Linked DNA regions of Homo sapiens: region 1 is linked to region 2. Evidence: read pairs that join two places in POLR2A ChIA-PET (ENCODE). Cell type or tissue: GM12878. All regions are shown on one strand. Region 1 overlaps CHD9 (chromodomain helicase DNA binding protein 9). Region 2 overlaps CHD9 (chromodomain helicase DNA binding protein 9).

What was found. Peaks named below come from ENCODE experiments on the same cell type or tissue, not always from the same donor. Only the 100,000 strongest peaks of a DNase experiment are listed, where the experiment ranks them.
Region 1: POLR2A ChIA-PET joins it to region 2 with 6 read pairs; 11 of 35 experiments call an interaction of 5 or more read pairs at or near these places.

Annotation. Positions count from the first base shown.
Region 1 is chr16:53,077,456-53,079,955 of GRCh38, forward strand. The region is part of intron 1 of CHD9 (chromodomain helicase DNA binding protein 9); the gene reads left to right. Among named protein-coding and RNA genes, the nearest start is that of CHD9, 24 kb to the left of the region's middle. In GM12878, no CTCF peak of the experiment used is centred here; no DNase peak of the experiment used is centred here; H3K27ac peaks cover 348 bases.
Region 2 is chr16:53,143,648-53,146,147 of GRCh38, forward strand. The region is part of intron 1 of CHD9 (chromodomain helicase DNA binding protein 9); the gene reads left to right. Among named protein-coding and RNA genes, the nearest start is that of CHD9, 90 kb to the left of the region's middle. In GM12878, no CTCF peak of the experiment used is centred here; no DNase peak of the experiment used is centred here.

The sequences.
Region 1 (2,500 bases), 66 kb before region 2:
TGGGACTACAGGCACCCGCCACCACGCCCAGTTAATTTTGTTTTTGTATTTTTAGTAGAGACGGGGTTTCACCATGTTAGCCAGGATGGGCTCTGTCTTCTGACTTCGTGATCCGCCTGCCTCAGACTCCCAAAATGCTGGGATTACAGGTATGAGCCACCGCGCCCAGCCTAAAATTTTATTTTTAAAGTATATATTTAAGGGGCACAATGTACGTTTACAATATGTAATGATTAAATCAGGCTAGTTGATGAATTCAGTACCTCACACACTTATCTTTTTTTGAGGTAAAACATTTGAAATCTACTTCTTCGGCAATTTTGAAATATGCAATGCGACCCAGTGCAGTGGCTCACCCCTGTAATTCTAACACTTTGGGAGGCCAAGTCAGGTGGATCACTTGAGGTCAGAGTTCAAGATCAGCCTAGCCAACATGGCAAAAATCCCGTCTCTACTAAAAATACAAAAATTAGCCAGGCATGGTGTTGCTCATCTGTAGTCCCAGCTACTTGGGGAGCTGAGGCAGGAGAGTCGCTTGAACCGGGGAGGTGGAGGTTGCAGTGAGCTGAGATTGCACCACTGCACTCCGGCATGGGCAACAAAATGAAACCATGTCTCAGAAAAGGAAAAAGAGAAAAAAATATATATATACAATGCATTTTTATTTATTATAGTCACCATTCTGTCCAATATATCACTTAAGTTTATGTCTCCTGTGTAACTGAAACTTTGTACTTGCTATGGTTTGAATGTTCCCTCCAAAAGTGGTGTTGAAATTTAATTGCCATTGTGACAGTATTATAAGGTGGGACCTTTAAGAGGTGATTAGGTCATAAGAGTAGAGGCCTCTTGAATTGATTCATGATGTTTTCACAGGAAGGGGTTAGTTATCTTGGGAGTGAGGAGGATGAAGTTCGGCCCTGTTTCCCTTTCTGTCTCTTGCACTTACTTGCCATTCCACCTTCTGCCACCTGATGACACAGCACAAAGGTCGTCTCAAGGTGCTGGTGGTATGCCATTGGACTTCCCAGCCTCCAGAGCTATGAGCCAAATACATTTCTGTTCATTGTAAATTACTAGTCTGTAGTATTCTGTTATAGCAACATAAAACAGACTAAGTATTATTTGATCATGTCTACTTTTTTTCTTTTCCTGCCTGTGCCCATAATAATCTTTTAAAAGAAAATAAAATGAGCCACATCTGGCATAGTCAACTTGGACTATACAGAATTCCTAGCTCCCCAACTCCCTTGGTCCCTTAAAGACCCTTACTGCTTCCCTCCCCACTTCCATTCCCCTAACTCCTCATGGCTCCTGGCCCAGAAGCAGATTTGAGGAGAAGTCTGTGTGGGTCCTTTCTCCCCTTAAATTAATGCAAGATAACATTGTGCTTTGCCAATTCAGAGAAAAGCAAGAGGTCTGAGGCACTGTTAACATTGTATCAGGTGATGCTAACCAGCATCACCAGAGTTATCTGCTTATTTACCCGCCTCCTGCCTGCAGAGGTCAGAGGTTGCCTGAATATGGCATTATGTCGTCTTTGAAAGTGAAGCTCCCACTCTGCAGCTCCTGGGAAGCATAAATCCTAGGTTGGTTCAGCAAGATTTGATGACCATACTTTCAGTATGGTTGTTTGGCTAGCGTTATACATACAGGAGCCTTGGAGTATGAAGGGACCTGGGAAAGCTTTTCCTTCTCGTACCCCTCAAAAGATTTTCCTACTGGTCTGGTCCATCTTTGGTGGCAAAACTTCCACCATTGGCTGTTCATGCCATTGGGCTCCCAGATTGCTTTCTATTAAAACTGCAAAATGCATGGTAAGCTGTGGTCAGCTTGGATACCTCCACCCCTAGAGCTGTATATTGCACACGTTAAGTGCTCACACAATGTTTGTTGGATTGAACCAATGACTTAGCATAAAATGCTTCAACAGATGACGTTCTAATCTGACATCTGGCCAGAAACACTTCTAGAACTGAGTTATGTTTAGGCACTGTGGTATAATACAAAAATATATTTGGTCTTTGTCTCTGGTTCCTGGTACACAGCTCCTACATCCCTGGGAATTTTCTGAATGGTAGGAATATCTTTTGTTATTCATAATAAGCCCCTTTCCATTATACCTCAGTTTATGTTAGTGGGGTGTCTTTTGGTTGGAATCCTAGATAGCCTCAGGGTATGGCTGGTCACCAAAAAGACCACACTGGAACTTTCAGTACCACCTACTGACCAGCCCCTCGAAAGGGGCTGGGGGTGCAATGCTGGAGACTAAGCTCTATGAAAACTCTTGAACAATGAGATTTGAGGAGCATCTGGGTTGGTGAACACTTGGAAGAACTAGGAAGGTGGTGCTCCCAGAGAGAGCATGGAAGCTCTGTCTAGCCCCACCATACCTTGCCCTCTGCATCTCTTCATCTAGCTGTTTCTGACTTGTGTCTTTATAGTAAACTGGTAAACATAAGGAAAGTGTTTCCCTGCATTCTGTGAGCTTTCTAGCAAA
Region 2 (2,500 bases):
AAGTGCTAGGATTACAGGCATGAGCTACCACGCCCGGCCTCATAATGATTTTATATATTTTACGTTAATAAAACACCTAAGGATTTGCTAATTAGCTACTGAAAATAATTTAGGATACTTCTGGATAAATATTACAAGTTGGATTATTTTTCTTTTAGTTTCTCATTTTTGCTGGGACTCATGCTGTTACATGTTAAGGTCATATTAGACTGAAAAATAAAGGAATGAGGGCAGTGATACGCCCACAGTTAATGTAATGACCTTTTTCAGCATTTAAAAATATTTTTCCTGATTCTTGCCCATGACCCAAACATTTTTTTTTCTTTTTAAAAGGAATTTTAGGCATAGAACATTATAGATGAGCTCCTGAAGTGGGGGGAAAAATATGATATCTTTTGTAAATTAAAAAAATTTTAATTAAATCTCAGATAAGTTTTTCTTTTTAGATATGGAGCTTACTGCTTCATAGCTTTCTTGCATTTATTCTGTAATCAGGATGAAGCTTTCTTCCCAATGAAGCTTATGTCTGTGTTTTGGTTAGGGTAGTGGTGGTGTTTTAACTATTTTCTTGGGAGACTATGAAGTTTTAAAATTTCTGAATATGAATATAGAAAATAACCCAAAGTATAGAGTATAAGACACCTTTACAAGCATCCAGTTAAAACCTGTCATTGATGAGGAAACAGGGCCGGAGTTGAATATGTTATCACATATTCAGTTACTACCAGAGATTAGAATTTTGGTCTCTGTTAAGAAGAAAACAACAATTCTAATAAGTTTTAATTTGTGTTTTGGGGCAATAAAATTTCTCTCTTGGAACCTTTTGTCCTACTTTAAAAATGTTTGTTGTGGCCTGGGCAACATAGTGAGACCCTGTCTACAAATTTTTTTTTTTTTTTGAGATGGAGTCTGGCTCTGTTGCCCAGGCTGGAGTGCAGTGGTGCTATCTTGGCTCACCACAACCTCTGCCTCCCGGGTTCAAGCGATTCTCCCGCCTCAGCCTCCCGAGTAGCTGGGACTACAGGCGCCCACTATGCCCAGCTAATTTTTGTATTTTTAGTAGAGACGGGGTTTCATTATGTAGGCCAGGCTGGTCTCAAACTCCTGACCTCGTGATTCGCCCACCTCAGCCTCCCAAAGTGCTGGGATTACAGGCGTGAGCCACCACGCCCAGCCTACAACATATTTTTAAAAATCAGCCAGGCATGGTGGCACATGCTTTTAGTCTCAGCTACTCAGGAGGCAGAGGTGGGTGGTTCACTTGAGTACAGGAAGTCAAGGCTGCAGTGAGCTATGATCATGCCACCACTGTATTCCAGCCTGGGCAACAAAGCAAGACCCTGTCTCAAAAAAAAAAAAAAAAAGTTCATTTAGGATTGTAAGTAATGATTAAGTCAATTAAGCAAAGATACATTATATGTCCATAGAAAAGAATTACTTTCAGAATACATTGGTTAGAAGTTTTCTAAGCAGCCTGGGCACAGTGGCTTACTCTTGTAATCCCAGCACTTTTTTTTTTTTGAGACAGACTTTAGCTCTTCTTGCCCAGGCTGGAGTGCAGTGGTGCGATCTCAGCTCACTGCAACCTCCGCCTCCCGGGTTCAAATGATTCTCCTGACTCAGCCTCCCAAATAGCTGGGATTACAGGCATGCACCACCATGCCTCACTAATTTTGTGTTTTTAGTAGAAATGGGGTTTCTCCATGTTGGTCAGGCTGGTCTCGAACTACCGACCTCAGGTGATCTGCCCACCTCGGCCTCCCAAAGTGCTGAGATTACAGGCATGAGCCACCATGCCCGGCCAATCCCAGCACTTTAGGAGGCTGAGGCGGGTGGATCACCTGAGGTCAGGAGTATGAGACCAGCCTGGCCAACATGGCGAAACCCTGTCTCTACTAAAAATACAAAATTAGCTGAGCGTGGTGGAGGGCACCTGTAATCCCAGCTACTCAGGAGGCTGAAACAGGAGAATTGCTTGAACCCAGGAGGCAGAAGTTGCAGTGAGCCGAGATTGCACCATTGCACTCCAGCCTGGGTGACAAGAGCAAAACTCCATCTCAAAAAAAAAATTGGGTCACAGTTTGGGATTTGCTATCCAGACATCTTGTACTCTACCTCTTTTAAAATAGCTAAGTATACTACCAAAAGCTAGATTCTATAGCAGAGCATGCTTCATCTTCATGAAAAAACAATCGTACGTGGGCCATAATATACATATAATGGAATATTAGCCTTAAAAAGGAAAGATATTCTGACACATGCTAGCTACAACATGGAAGAACCTTGAGGACATTATGCTAAGTGAAACAGACCGGTCACAAAAAGACAAATCCTGTATGATTGTACTTATATGAGTTGTCTAGAGTTGTTATATTCATCGAAATGACAGTAGATGGTGATTGCCAGGAGTAAGGGTTAAGAGAAATGGTGGGTAATGGGTATGGAGTTAAAATTTTATGGCTAGGCACAGTGGCTCACACCTGTAATCCCAGCACTTTGG